2 separate regions of the Homo sapiens genome follow, and region 2 is linked to region 1. The links are chromatin loops, found by intact Hi-C in ENCODE. Cell type or tissue: heart left ventricle. All regions are shown on one strand.

The links. Peaks named below come from ENCODE experiments on the same cell type or tissue, not always from the same donor. Only the 100,000 strongest peaks of a DNase experiment are listed, where the experiment ranks them.
Region 2: it touches region 1 in a loop (2.3-fold over the local background); 14 of 110 quality-filtered maps call a loop at or near these places.

The regions. Positions count from the first base shown.
Region 1 is chr7:132,496,113-132,504,112 of GRCh38, forward strand. All of the region lies in intron 2 of PLXNA4 (plexin A4), which reads right to left. Among named protein-coding and RNA genes, the nearest start is that of PLXNA4, 76 kb to the right of the region's middle. In heart left ventricle, a CTCF peak has its summit at 4,858; a DNase peak (open chromatin) is centred at 4,830; H3K27ac peaks cover 408 bases.
Region 2 is chr7:132,398,933-132,406,932 of GRCh38, forward strand. All of the region lies in intron 3 of PLXNA4 (plexin A4), which reads right to left. LOC105375511 (a long non-coding RNA gene) reads left to right here and starts at 4,714. Exons shown (of 4, transcript XR_927983.3): 1 at 4,714-4,787; 2 at 7,752-7,874. In heart left ventricle, no CTCF peak of the experiment used is centred here; DNase peaks (open chromatin) are centred at 3,920 and 4,169; H3K27ac peaks cover 1,700 bases.

The DNA.
Region 1 (8,000 bases):
CCACCAACTGCCTTGGGGAGCAGGCATGACTTTGAGGAAGAGGCGAGGTCTGGGCTCACGTCCAAGTTCTCTGGCTTATGAAACAGTATTCTGCCCCTCTTTCACACATCATATTTCAGATGCGGAAAATAACTCAGGATCATAAAATCCAACAGCCCCATTTTACAGAAGGGGCCACTGGGGCCTGGAGAGTGAGGTGCCTCCCCTAGTTACCTATCAAGTTGCTGAGAAAATAGGTACCAAAACCCCAAATTCCTGGTGACAGAAAAAACAAAACAAAACAAAACAAAAAAGCCTGATTTTTTTTTTAGATGGAGTCCTGCTCTGTTACCAGGGTGGAATGCAGTGGCACAATCTTGGCTCACTGCAACCTCCACCCGCCAGGTTCAAGCAATTCTCCTGCCTCAGCCTCTTGAGTAGCTGGGATTACAGGCACCTGCCACTACACCCAGCTAATTTTTTTATTTTTAGTAGAGACGGGGTTTCACTATGTTGGCCAGGCTGGTCTTGAACTCCTGCCCTTGTGATCCGTCCACCTTGGCCTCCCAAAATGCTGAGATTATAGGCATGAGCTACCACACCTGGCTAAAAAACTGATCTTAAGCACGGGTTTCCTCTGGGGTTGTTAGAGGGTGGTCCCAAAGACAATCTATTCCAGGATCAGAGGAAGGCAGGGGACTGCTGGGGAAGAGACTATGTGTCCAGTCCCTTTCCCAGCACCAGGGATGAGTGCTCTGCCATCTCCAGAAACTGGAAGCAACCAACTCTCCCCTCCCAAGGAGGCCCCTGACCACTCACTTAAGCTGGGCTTCTTCCTTTCCTGGGTCTGTGCATCCCAAAGGAAAGTGAGAAATGACGTTTTGAAAAGAAATTCAAGTTAGGAGAAAAAGGGAAGGGAAGCCCATGAGCTGCCTATTGATACAGAAAAGAAAAGGTCTTTATATTCTTCATGTTGAGCAGCCCTAAATTTCTTCCCATTAATTACACTTATGCACACTTGTGCACGCACGCACACACACACACACACACACATACACATATCCTGGTTGCTGACCATAGCACACCTCCACTGGAAATGGGGAATCAGTGAATTACACATGTGGGATTTCTTTTTAAAGGGAGATATTGATCAGATAAACTGTAATAGCTCATGTCTAAATGCAGGCTCCAGTTGTAAAGCTCTGCAGTACAGGGAGATAATGATCACCCACTTATTGGGAACCGTATCTCAAATATGACGGCTGACCCCTAAGGTGTTCATAAATACACAAAATGCATCCACCCCTTGAGATGACATCGTGTTTACTCCACAATACCTCCTCAGGGGTAGAGGTAAGTGGAGAGTGTCCACAGGGAGGTAGAAATATCTCTGGGAGTCTCTAGTAGGCTTAGGTTTAGCTCCTCAGAAAGCCTATTATTCTATAAGATATTTCCATGTGCTTGAGTGATGATTCTGTAACAAAGAAATCAAAAAGACCTGACTATCCAATCCTCTGATTGCTTTCCTGTAATGCCTAAACTTTCTCTTTTATGACTCCTAGCCCTCCCCAGAAGGTCTGCCTTCAGACACGTGACATTGAGACACAGGACCCACGCTGGCCCTATGAGATTGAAGTCTCTTGAAAGCAAGCCAGAGAAGTCCTATAATAGGTGAAAGTTGACCCCTGCACCCTGGTTGTGAGCACAGGCCATGGAAACAATGCTGGAGTGAGGGCTCATACACTCAGTTACTAATGCTTCATCTCAGAATGATTCTTTCGGGTGTCTTTTTCAATGAGATTGTAGGGAAAACGAATGTGTAACAGAAAGAGGGAGAGCCAGCAAGCCACAGTCACAACAACCCAGTTAGACAAACACATCATTGCAGGGGCTTAGAGAAAAGTGTATTGGGGTTGGAAAAACAACCCAACAAATTATAGTAGTTCCCCTGATCCTTGGCTTCACTTTCCATGGTTTCAGTTACCGCAGCTTCAGATCAACCACTGCCCAAAAATAGAAGAGTAGAGCACAATAAGGGATTTTTGAGAGACAGAGGAGACAATGTTCACATAATTTTTATTATAGTATACTGTCATAACTGTTCTATTTTATGATTATTATTACTGTTAATCTTTTACTGTGCCTAACTGATAAATTAAAGTTTATTATAGGTATGTATGTATATTAGTCCATTTGCTGATAAAGACATACTGGAGACTTGGAAGAAAAAGTTTGATGGACTTACATTTCCACGTGGCTGGGGAGGCCTCACAATCATGGCAGAAGGCAAGGAGGAGGAAGACAGGTCTTACACGGATGGCAGCAGGCAAAAAGAGAGAGTGTGTGCAGGGAAACACCCCCTTATAATATCCTCAGATCTCATAAGACTTATTCACTATCACGAAAACAGCACAGGAAAGTCCTGCCCCCATGATTCAATTACCTCCCACCAGGTCCCTCCCACAACATGTGGGACTTCAAGATGAGATCTGGATGGGGACATAGCCAAACCATGAGAGTATGCATGGGAAAAAACACGGTATATATGGGGTTTGGGACTATCTGTGGTTTCAGGCATCCACTGGGGGACTTGGAAAGCATCTCCCAAGGATAAGTGGGGACTATCATATGGCCCCAGTTCTCAAGAACCAAGAGCTTTGCTTCTGGGCATCTCAAAAAGGAGGAGAGCAGACCAGAAAACAGGATAGAAAGTCATTGTGTTTTAGGAGGTGGGGCTGGGGATTTTGATGCAAATATTCATTAAATGAATGCATTTAACTACCTATGGAATGATGAAAGCCATTTGCTAAAAGCAACACTTCTTTTAATACTCATTTTGAAGTTTCTATGTGTGTTTTGGGACCATCTGTGGCCCAAGCCCACCAGATATCTAAGTGGTCTTTCACTCATCATGAAAACAAGCTATCCTTCTAATAGGGAACTAATGTCACTAAATTGAGCAGTTTTCCCTGGAGAAGGGCATTAAGCCAAGCACACATTCTGCAGGCCAGGCTGTAACCAATAGCGAGCTTTAGCAGTGCACCCCTTCTAGGGGTTGCTGAGCATAGCAGCCAAAGACAAGCTTCAGCTCAGAATCCTAGGGGTTGAACCCATGACCTTCTCCTCATTAGCTTAGCTGCCAAGAGCCTCGTGTTCCTCCCTCTGAGAAGCAGACAGGGCCATGCCCTGGGAATAGTCTGGACAGGCCAGAGCTCTAGGCCAGCCTACCAAGAGAATTGAAATTCTGCAGATGGCATTATCCCTGGGGGCTGGTTTAGCAACCAACACCAGACCCATGGGAAATCCCAGGGAAGTTTCTCAGCATTGCGAATGGTAACAACCAAAACCTACTGGGGTGCCACCTCTCTCCTTTTGTACTTTAGCTCCAGAGAACCCCAGTGGCTACCTGTCAGGGGCAGATAAATCCCATGCCACCAGTCCATCAATCCCAAATCCCACTGTCCCTCCTGGAGTCTATGGCAGGCAGACTCAGCAGCCACAAGGGCTGTCATTGAAGTGAGAAATACCATGATGATTAAGTTTGTGTGTTTTCTGGTGGGTGCTGGGAAGCAGTGGCCCTGCTCCCCAGGCTGAGTTATGGGGTAGGTCATTCCCTCATTAGTGGAAATAAATTTTATTAGCCCCACTCTCACGGCAATGTATCTTCCTCTCTTGCTCCTCGGGTCTAGGTGTGGGTCTGGGTAATGTTGCCTGCGTGTGGGATAAATCAGCCGAACAAATCCCATTATATTTTGGAACACTGACGGAGACACAGTAATGGCACAGAGACCAGGGAAGGGAGTGGGCTGCTTCTCTCCCACTGACCCCGTTTCCTGCCCATAGGGCCACACACACTAGGGAAAACATGTAAATTGAGAGGCCAGATGGAGAAGAGCTCTCTCAGTTGTCTCTTTCTCCTTCTCTCCACTGACTTTCTTGATAAAAGAAACAAGCCTGGTGTGGTGATGTGCAGTCCTTCCCTTATACCTTACAAAAACTAAGGGACATGTGAAGGTAACAGCAGCAAGCACTGGCCCAAAATGTGTCTTGTCACCCAAATGCATTATCTTATCATTCATAACCTGTGCTATATAGAAAGGAAGGCAATTGGAGGGAGGCCGAGGTGGGTGGATCACCTGTCAGGAGTTTGAAACCAGCTTGGCCAGCGTGATGAAACCCTGTCTGTACTAAAAATACAAAAATTAGCTGGTCGTGGTGGCGCATGCCTGTAATCCCAGCTACTCAGGAGGCTGAGGCAGGAGAATCGCTTGAACCCGGGAAGCATGGGTTGCAGTGAGCCAAGATCGCGCCATTGCACTCCACCCTGGGCAACAAGAGTGAAACACTGTCTCAAAAGAAGAAGGAGAAGGAGAAGAAGAAGGAGGGGGAGGGGAAGGGGAAGGGGAAATAATAATAATAAAGGCAGCTGGAGCACATCCTAGGGCCTGAGATACCAAACACCACACCTGCATTAAGCACAGCCCAAATCTCTCAAAAGCAGGTATTGGTGAAGGAAAAAAAATTCTAAGCATGAAATCACTGCAATATTATTACGCCCCTTTCTGTCCCCTTGGGTGGTTATTATAACTAAAGGAGGAGACACAGGATGATGCTATGAAGATGTTTGAGTGTCCTATGAATATAAGGGGCTGTGTGTCTATCGTTATTAACATCTGTATATTTCTCTTTCCTTAGGAGCTTCCGGACTCTTTATTAAAAGGATACTTTTTTATCATCTCCTTCTTGAAGATAAAATGTGTGATTCAAAGCAAAAGGGAAACTGCTTGCCCAGTGATATCTCACAAGCTGGGACTGGCTGAGACCCAAAGATCCTGACTCCTAGACCAGTAACCCGGCCAAGACGCCACCCTGTGAGGACGAAAGGAATTGAAGGGAAGGCCCAGAAGTCCAGATCTGGATTGTTAAGTAGGGCTGGTCTATGTGCCCATTGAACAAGAGGTCTGGCTTCCCATTTTGGCAGGGTTATCTCACACTGCATGAGGCGTGTGTGTGTGAGAGAGAGAAATCTCATTGTACTTGCTGCTGAGCAGAGTGTGTGGGGGTGAGGGAGAACAAGTCACAGAAATAGGGAGACAGAGAAAGGCTAAGAGAGGACCGTGCACCAAGAGTGTGAGTGAGTGAGCAAGAGGAGAGAAACAGAGAAAGCAACAGACAGCAACGAGGAGGACAGACATCAAGGACAGAAAGAATGGGTGTGTGCACATGGGTGTGCTATGGGTGTGTACGCCACTGTGCTCGGGCTCATGACATGCAGTCCATGTCTCAGTATTGTGAGAGCACACATCCTCAAACCTGACTTTGTGCTAAGCTCTCCTGGCAGCAGTCTGCGTTAAAATTCAGCCTGTGTGACTCCTGGGTCCCGCCTCACTCCCTGCTGACCCGATGGCCTCCAGGGTGGGCATCCTGGGAGAGTACATCCAGCCTAGGAAGCCAGCCTCAACTTTGCTCCTGCCAAACCCAACACATCGCCCAGGGCTCAGCTACCTGTCACACAAAGCACCATGCACACTAGTCTGGGATGGGACTTTTACTGCAAACCCTGCTGGCCAAAAAGAGGGAGGTGGGCGGGCCTTTCACCTAAATACCTGAGACAGGTGCCATCTCCGAGAGAGTGGGAAGACTTGATTCTATAAAGATTGGGGCTGTGATATGTCAGGCACCCAGTGCTAAATAAGAAATCTGGAGTACAGGGTCATGGGCCATGAGAGGTGGGCACTCAGACCAATGTGTTAGATTTTTGATGTGTGCATTTATTGGGACATGAGTGTGGCATGGGCCATGGTGTGTATGGCAAGTGTAGTGGAGATGAGAGAGGAAGGATGGTGCGGGGAAGAGGAGGAGTTCCAGGTCTAGAGAGGACAAGAGCTGAGCAGAAAAAGCAAGCCTCGTCTAATGCCATAAACAACAGGATACAACCCCATCAAGTCTGAGCCCTGTGCTTCCTGCTGACAGGGAAAAGAAAACACCCCAAGAAGACCTGCAGAAGCCAGGCCCCAGAGCCTGGGATGCCTGCCTGGCCATTCCGGATGCTCACTTTCGTGGAGTTTCAGGATCTCAGGCGCCAGACCAACCTGAGTAACCACCCAGACTGGAATGTGAGGCCAGCCCAAGTCCAAGGGGGTGACCCTGTCTCCTGCTCAGGACTGCCATGCCTAGGAAACCAGTGAGTCAAAGGAACGGCACGTGGAAGGGGACCTCCATCGCCACCCAGTCATGCACACAGCAGGGCAGGAAGGGGAGCTTTGGGTTAAAAAGAAACAGCTCCATCTCCTGTGCCTGTGTGGCCCTTGTGGGACTACACAGGGCTGGTGGGTAAACTCCAGAGTCAGGTGGGAGCTGGGTCTAGCAATGGTTCTCAACGAGAGGCTTCTGGAAATGTGAGAGGTTTTCTAGTCTTGTAGTGGCTGGGAACTTCCACTGGTGCTCAGCACTGTAGGGCCCCGGATCACAAACGCCCTACAATATCAGGCAGTCCCTGCACCAAGAACTGCCCACCCCAGACACTGCTAGCACACTCTTGTGAAACACCACGGGAAGAGCACCAAGCTGAGAATTAGGATACAGAACAGCCTTCAGTTTACTAATTACATGACCTTGAGTGAAACACTTGAGTTTTGTGTTCCTCCATTCCCTCAACTGCAGAGGATGCCTGCCCTTCCATTATCCTACAGTATTGTTGGGAGAAGAAAAGTTGTGAGAAAGCCCTTGTTAACCATCAGGTACCATGCAAACTCCAGTGTGTTATTTCCAGACAGCCGGGAGGTCTCTGCCCTCTGCTCCCACTACTGGGGTTTGACAGGTGTCAGTTGGTGATGCTGGATAATAGTTTCTGCTCCAAGGACCCAAATTTTCTAGTTGAGGGACACTCAGGTCAAGGCTTGACAGGGAGATTGAGAAGCTGATTTCTGCACCTTCTGCATGCCACCTTTCTCCACACCGCCTAATCAGTACTATGGCCGAGACTATCTGACTCCCATACCCATGGCTCAATCAGTTCCAAAGTCAGGGAAGACTGAAGTGGAGTGAATGACAGTCACTCCCATGACCACAGCCATTGTTCCCATCACCCAGGCCATAATGACCTGCTGGTGTGCATCTCTCTCCTCCACTGTGTGGGCTCCTGGAGACAGATGCCATTCCACAATGCTTGGTATCCACCAGGAGGGAGTGCATTGCCAAGCCCTTCCCTAGGGCTCCATATATGTTTCACCATTCATTAGTTTATTAAGAGGTGCTAGTTCGTTAGTGTTGGATGAGGTTGCCCCAGGAAGGTGAAGAAAGGAGAGAAGGTATAGATAACCCTATGCCTGGGGAATTCTGGGATGCCAGGTGCTTGGTCAAACCCAGCATCTTCTCCAGCCAGCTGCCCACTCCAAGTCAGGAGTGTCAGGTCCCCCCCAGAGAAGGACAGACAGCCATCACCTTCTCCTGCATAAGGTCCTGGCACATGACAGAGGCCACAGGTGTGGGCTCCCCAGCCTTACTGTCTGTCACATGCTCTGCAGACAGGGGGCCTCAGGGAGCCTGGATGGCAGCCTTCAAAAGGGGCTGGGGATAGAGATGCACCAGTGATAAGCCACAGAAACTGAGAAATGAAATCACTGCCATTCCCCACATGAGTGCTCATTAGCAAATCAGTCTCAGCTTGACCTCTAGTCCCCTGAGTCCCAAGACAATTGGGGCTCTGACAGACCCTCTAGGACCCCCCCTCATACCCATGTCCTCATGAGATCCTCAGAGTTACTTTCAGATACTAACCCACTTGTTCTGGGAGACCTCTTTCCACCCAGGCTGGAGAAAGCCAGGACAGGGGTAAAGCATGGCTCAGAGGGTGAAGGCGGAAGCTGCTGTTCCCACCCTCCACTGACACCAGAAAGCCCCAGCTGCTTCCCTAGCCTCCACACTTGGTGCCCACTCAGGAATGTACATTTGTGACAGGTTCGTTTATGTCCACAGCAACACATTCCCATGAGGAGGCCACTCCTGGCCAACCAGCCCTC
Region 2 (8,000 bases), 97 kb before region 1:
GCTGTCCACAAAGATGGCCTTTGTGGCTGCCACCTCCACTCCTCAGCTGGCCCTGGCACCAGGTTTTTCTCAAGGCCTCTCAACCACAGGGCTGGATAAGGGTTTTAGAATCCTGGGCATCCCCTCCCATCCCATGCCATCTGATTGGTGCTGCATTAAAGTACAGAGGTCCCTGCTAGAATTTCCCTCAGTCACGTCTCTATTACACCCACGGGCTTCAAGTTTGCCTGGAGTATTTACACACAGTTCTGCAGATTCAAATGGATTCAAATGGGCGCAAGGGCTCAGCATCACACTGGTCACCAAAGGGACACAACCCAGTCCCTGCAAGACATATCAGCTTGTATGTCAGTCAAAGACACAGGCCTTAGAGGGACTGATCATAAGCATAAAACATAGCAACAACAAAAATAGTCATGATCACTTCTTCAGCATTTATTTTGTGCCAAGCACTGTTCCACGCTCTTTATATGTGCTGGCTTATTTAGTAAATGTGAATGAAAGACTCTGAATAATAAGAGTCACGTTATATTAAGGCAGTCAATGCAGGTGAAACAAAAAAAGGAAAGATCACTTCGGCTGACTGGAGAAATCAAGAGAGGCTTCATGGGGGAGGCGGGACCACACTGGTCCTAGTGCAGTCTGGGAAGAGTGTTCCAGAAGCAGAAGCAGGCACACCTGGGCAGGGCTACAGTGAGTTTGCTGAAGGTCACACATCTGTGCTTTGGAGGGCAGAGCTGCAGGGCCACAGGTATATTCAATGTAGTGGGTTCTGGCATCTGAAAATGTTGTTAGGATGAAATTTCAAAATCAGGTTTTATTCCTGATGAAAGTAGACTGCTCTTAACTGGGGCTTCACTGCTTCTTTTCCATTTCTGTTTGGAGTGTGATTTTTTTAAGGTAAGATGTACACGCAATGAAATGTGCAGATCTTCAGTGCACACTTTGATGAGTTTTTGACAAATGCCTTCACCTGTGTAACTAACAATCCAATCGAGATCTAGAATACTTTCATGGGCATGAAAGGGGAGGAATGTGACCTTTGTGATCAGATGGTCCCATACCTACATCTTCTGGGCATTTGTAAGTTGGAATAAATCAAAATAATCAACTTCCTCCCTTACCCCACGCCAGTCCACCTCCTACCCCCGGAGAAAAAATAAAATAAAATTCATCCACATCTAAACAGACAAATGCCTACCTAGTCTGTCTGTGTATTTGTTACCTTTGTGCCCCAGAACCAAGCTTCATACCAGGCACAGAGTGAATGATCCATACGTGTTTCTTAAAAAAAGGAATTAACATCCTCAGATTAAGGTCTCCCAGGAAGTAAAGGACTCCACTTTCTCTAAGTTCCCATGTGACACTGACAATTATATTTTCCTGTCCTCTCTGTTGAGATTAGGAAGGAGTCCCTAGGAGGATGCAGAAGAGTATCCTTTTGTCCTGTCTCCTACCTGTCACCCAGACTCTTGTGTTCTCTACAGCCAGTCCATCTTAGGCCTCAAATTCCATATGTTTGACAAAATCAAGCAGGTAGTTCAAGGTGCTCGTCTCTCCTCCCAGCTATTCAGCAGACAAAATCTGTGACATAATGTACCCCAGCCTCAGACACGCTCACCCTTCTTTCCCAGGCCCTGTGTGAATGGGCCAGGCCACTCCTTGATAGTTTTCAGGCAAAACACATGAGAACACTCCCAGGAAAGAGAAGCCTCCAGGGGTACCATCCGTATGCATACCACGCATTTACTTCCTAGCCTCACCAGCGTTTTGGGTGTGGCCACAGCTACTCCCCAAACCTTTCATCTTGCAAGTCCCTAGATGTCCTCCTCGGGAAAGCTCCCTGCGCACAGCTTGTGGGAGACTGCAGGCTCATAAACAGCATAAGCCAGCATTCCAATCAGATTATTTCTCACTTGCAATATTGCACAAAGAGAAAAAAATAATGCTGAACATTCTGTTCGTGGAAGAAAAAATAGCAGGAGAAAACTGTCACATTGTTTGGTCTATTTTCAATTTCATTCCCGAGCCCTGCAAATAGCTATCTGTGCAAGCAGGCCAGAAGAGGACTCCAGCGACCTGACATGCACGATCTCAGATCAGGTCTCTAGGGCCTGTGAAAAAGGGAGAGACCTTTGGCTGGCACATATCTACACATGTGATAAAATTGCACAAGACTAAATACACACTCGCCAATGCAAAAAACTGGTGAAATCTGAATGGATAAGCTTGGTGGGTTGTACCAGTCAATTTTCCATTTGTGATATTGTACTATAGTTATGCAAAATGATGCCACGTGGAGGGGAGAACTGAGTGAAGGGTACAGGAACCCCTCTGTACAATTTATTGCAATTGCATGCAAATTCACGATTATCTCAAAAGGCAAAGTTAAAAAAATGCGCTTCCAGTGTCTGATTTAATGGGACTAGGTTGCAGCCTGAGCATCAGAGTTTTAAAAGCTCCCTAGGTGGTTCTAATGTGAAGCCCAGGCTGAGAACCTTTGCTCATGAAGGTTGGGAAGGTGAGACACACACATGAAATCCAGAAACAATCAGCATGTGATACAGTACCAAAAGCTTCATGAATACTTGTGGAGCAAATCAGTGAACTGCTGAACAGACGCATAAGGTTAGAGGAAGTCCGGTAGGATGAGGGAAGACTTCATGGTGAAGTGGAACTTAATCAGGACGGGGCATAAGTGGAGAATTCAGAGGACGGGAAAGGGCCCTCTAAGCCAATAAAGAAGGGCTCAGAGATTGTGTGGCCATACTGGGGAGGAGGGGAAGAACTGAACTTGGGGACAGCTGAGGAGTGAAGATGGATAAAACTTTTCATAATAAACTGGCTCTATCCCTGTGCTTAGACGAGTGGATCTTTCAAACACCTGAACCAGCTCTAAGTCCCTGCAAATTGCCAAGAGCAATTTTCAGCAAAAAGCCAATTCCCCAGAAGGCACTTGGCATCTCTCAGATAAGCAAAAGAGGGGGAGGCTGGAGAGGCTTCAGAATATAGTATCGATGGGTATAAAAGTAAGCAGTCCTTGTCATGGTTCATGTCACTTTGCCTGACTGCACTTCAGCTGGCCTTAGATTCCCCAGTCGAGAGCCCAGCCAGGTGCTAGAAAATACCAGAAATGACCCGGGAAAGGGTAAAATGGAAATCTCAAGCCTACATACCAAAGCGAATGCACTTGACTCAGCAGGTCCCTAGAGTAATCATGCAACACCTCTTTATTCTTATTTTATACACAAGTCTAATAAGCTTGAGTATCTGTTTCCAAGCCCGTAGCAAATTAAAAAGAACAAATTAAGTGGCAGCAGGAGAGCTGCATCAGACAGGATCAGTGACAACAGTGAGAAGTGACAGGTGCCAGACACCCTGACGGTAGGCGGGGAGACAGAAAGCTATAAAAAGTAACTTGGGGCACTCACCTAACATGAGGAAGCCACCCTAGCGAGGCACAGGGGCTCCATTGTAAAGGTGGAGAAAGAGCTTTAAGATACTCAAGTCCAAGTTCTAAATGCCTTGGAGAACATCTCTTTGCCTTTTCCTGTTATTAATTAGTCCAACATACACACAGGGGAGAGGGGCAGTGTGCTGCTGCAGGCTGCCACTATGGGAGGGGCAGCTGGCTAATCATCTTATTGCAGGAAATACCCCCTGCCAAAAACACAGCTCCCCTCTCAAAGCCTGCTTTCTCACCTTGTAGCACTGGCCACTGCCATCACAGGGTATGCAGAGCAAAGGACAGGCTGCTCCCGAGCCGCTCAGTCCATCGGATCAATCAGGTTTAACAAGGAGGCATCCGAGGATCAGGAGAAACACCTCCTACATTATTACCACAGCACCATCACTTTGCATGAGACAGGTCTGGCTGGGAACGCCACCTCCAGCATGGACAGAAACTGCGTGTCCTTGACCCAGTTGTTTCATTTCTTGTGCTGAGCACGCCCACCCATTGACCCCCAATCCAGAGAGCTAGTGTTGAAGAGCTCATTAACAAAACACAAAACACTCAGCTGACGCACCGCCACCATGCAAATGCGTAATAACTGGATCTCTCTTCCCCCACAGCTAACCTCAAGCATCTCTTCTTGGCCAGCTGCATTGCCTTGGCTCTCTGTGTGGTTCAGAGCCAGAGAGGGCAGGCTGGGCAGCCACTTCCATGCCAACATCCCAGGAGGCAGTGCTTGGAGCAGGAAGATGAGAGAAGATGATCTCTCCCACTACACAGAGCCCAGGTCCCGGCCCCAGACTCAGAGGCCCTGACGCCTGCTATGCCTGGTCCACAAAAGCAGCAGGGAAGGGCATGGATGCTGGCAATGCACTGCCCCCTCAGGAGCCAGCACTCAATCATGTTCTCTCTAAAGAATGCCAGTGTCCCATTTTCATCCAAATGTGAAAGTTGAAAAAGAGAAGTCAGGCAAGGGAGAGAGGCTTTTAAGATTTCCCCTACTCAGGGGAGGAGCTGGCAGCGTGAGCCTAAAACCAGGCAGGCAGGTAACGGGAGGGGGCCCTAATTGCTGCTAAAGATCACGGGGTAACCCTGATGACACCTGAAAGTCTTCCGTGGATCCTCAGGCACAAAACATAAATCATCTCCCTCTCACTTCTTACTGATCGCGTTTGCTTGCTGTGTCAGCTGAATTCCCAAATTGGCCTGGGTTTAAATTGGGACTTTTTTTTCCCTTCCTGGCCTGGCTTTTCCTCCACTCTCTCTCTCCAACCTCCTCCCACCCCATGGGAAGTGATGACAGAGGAATCTGCCTGCGGACTCCAAAATGCAGGTTTGTGGCTTCACTTTGTGGGGTGGGAGGGAAGAGGCAGAGAGCAGGGAAGAGGGCATTTGGGGGCTTACTTCGGGGACAGGACCTGAGGGATCAGGAGGGAGAAAGTGGCCATCTGGACCCACTTGCCGACTTTTGGTGTCCTGTCCTCCTTCCAAGTAAACCCCTTCTCAGTCCCCAGGGCAGCCAGGAGAGTCTGCAACAGACATGCTCCATTCAGTAGGGGCGGGACTCAGGAAGTGCAACAGGGAAGGTCAGAGCCGGATAACGGGTCTGTAGTTGGCCCTGCTGTTCTGGGGAGCAGATATTCACCTGGGCTCTGTGGTGGGCCAGGAGACAAGGCTTTCTTTCTTTCACTTCTTTTGTTTCCACGGGTCCCCAAGCACCTCCATAACACAGGATGGGTCAGAGCCCATTGAGGAATTAACCCAGAGGCCTTGACCCTAAATAGCTCCATGAGAAGGCTGAACCTTACTAACCCTCCAGGAGGCTGATGTGAGGCTACACACAATGCCACCAGCTCTGATGGGCCCGCCCAACACAACTCCAGGAAATGTCCCAAGAAAGCTTTCCAAAGACCCCTTTTCCTAGACTATGGGGGACTCCCCCCAGTGACTTCATCACTCAAACCACAACCAAAACGATATGCAGCCCCCTTAGCCTTTGTGAGGCAGAGGAGAAGGCTGGTGCGCAGCCTCCACCACTGTCACCAACCAGCCCTCACAGGCCCAGAGCCAGGGGGCAGTGGGCAGGTGGCCTCCCACTGGGTGGCAGAACAGGATGGCCACACAACCAACACGGCTTGCTGGTGTCACAGTGTCCCTGTTACATGGACCTGGCAGTGCACCAGGTGACATGGAGGCCACACACTACAGGGTAGTGATTAAGAATGGACTCCCAAGTAAGACTGCTTGATTGGCATCCTAATGAGCAATATGATCATGTTATTTAACTTTCCCATGTTTTGTCCCCTGTTAAAGGGGGTGATAGTAACAGCGCCACCTCATAGGGGTATAGAGATTGAGATAATTCATGTAAAGTTCTTAGAACAGTGCCAAGCTGGTGTAGGTTGTGATTATTATTCTGATGCCTACTACTACTATTATTATCCCTGTGGCCCAGGAGACCAGAAGGTATAGAGGGTGGAAAGACGAAGCTTCAGGGGGAGTACTGCACAGGGTGGGGTACTACTGCCTTCCTGTCACCCCAGTGTTCCCACTGGCTTCCCCAGGGCTGGTCCTCCTTGTTGTGAAGGATCTGAGTCTGACGTTCTACTTTAAAATAACATCAAGGGGATCCATTGTTTCAGCAAAATAATAAGAGAGGGCAGCTGAGGGTATGTGTGTGTGTGTATGTGTGTGTGTGTGTGTGTGCATGTATGCATGTGTGTGTGTGTTGGACACATTCTCTTCTGAGGGATGTATGTTTTCTACTCCATAGCTCTCAGAAGCAGTTTGCTGAAACATGGTACTCCCAGCTTGGCTGAAATCGGGAGGCAGGGCAGTGGAGCCTGGGCCTTGGTGATTAAAAGTCTGGGTTTGAAATGGGCTACCGCAATGCCGAGTTTTGGGTTCCTTGTACACTGATGAGGCAGGACTAGGCTGTGCCTACAGCTGCTCTTACTTAGGAAATCCTAGGAACTGTGATTCCATACCTGCTACATTGGACTCACCACGAGATGCTGAGCCAGCCATCCCCTTTTCTCTCTGATCTCACTCTTCCTTGGTTCAACTTCCCTGGTCTTCAAGAAAAACAGTCAGAGGAGCAGGGGCCACAGGAAATGGAGAGTCCTGGTTACTGCCAGCCTTGGAAAGATGGGTGACAGCTCTCGGTCCTCCCAGGGGAGGAGGTGTCGGCTTAGCAGGCCTCCTCAATCTGGAGCCCAGGCTGCAAAGCCAGGGACGCTGGGCTGAGTGGATGCCCCACAGGTCCCACAGCCCATCACTTGCAGAGCCAGGTGGTATTTCTGGTTTTCACTACACATACCCATGTGGCACAAAACATACATTGTGAGGATGTGCAGAGAGCATCTGGATTCCTTAGACTTCAGGTTCCCCATCCTTTAGGGCAGTTTTAAAAATTGTTTCGCTGGAGGCCTACCCAGGAAATCTTACTCACATTGAAAACCAGGATGAAACCCAGGAAAACAAGTCTTCCCCTTGCTACCTGTAATGCACTCAGATATTTTTCTTTCTTACTCTATTCCATTTAAAAGAAGGTTGGCCACAGCCCACTACATTGACTTAAAGCCATACGATGAGTTTGTGGCCCCCTGGCTTGGAAAGCACCATTTGAGCAGCAGGGCAGTGACAATGACTCAATGTGGCCTCAGTGCAGGCAGAAATCCCATTTTGCAAAGGGACAGACTGCCTGACAAAGTCAGAGTCCAAGTGTCTCCAGGCTTACACTGCAGGGTTAAAAGAACTTTTCAGATCCATGAACCTCTTCACAGAGAAGGATTTCTGCATCCTTCCAATGACTAATTCTCAGCCCAGACAGAAGTTGGCTCATTTGAAAGGGATAGCATGCCCTCCTGCCACACAATGGTCTGAGTATTTTTTCCGTGGCCCATAAATGAAGCTGACATTAGATAAGTCACTCACGCACTTCAAGAACTTCTTCAAAATTGGAGTCAGTTACTCAGCTACTCCAATTGTGGCTTATTTCCTCACTTCTGAGATTTTTAGGAATTGAGTAAACTAGAGCGCGTTCTAACTCACCTGTTGTTCACCTTTAACTCTCCCATCTTTGGATGCTATGGGAAACCCAGGAGCCTCCTGACCACATGAATGAAAAGAATAGGGCTTCTCCTTTGGCCTCCTAGCTTCAGAGCATCTGCTCCCTCCTAGCCAAGTATCACTTACTTAGGCATATCTGATTTTTATCATGTCTCAAATTTATAAAACCAAAAAAAAAGAAAAGAAAAGGTCCAGGGTTTACCTCATCCAGCCTTCTGTTTCACAGGTTAAAAGAGCATGACCCAGGGGCATTTACGACTCACCTGGAACCACACAGGTTGTTAAGAGTGAGGGCTAGAATTTGGGTGACCTGTCTCCCAGGAGCCACGCAACCTCTCTGTGAATGAAGGTAAGAAGGGCCAAGTTCAAATCTCGAATGTCCTTGTGCTTCCCCAACTCTGCATTTGCAGAGAAGGTTGAGTGGGCACCGAGAGAATCAAAATAGAGTAGGTGTTCATTTTGAGGGGAAAACTCA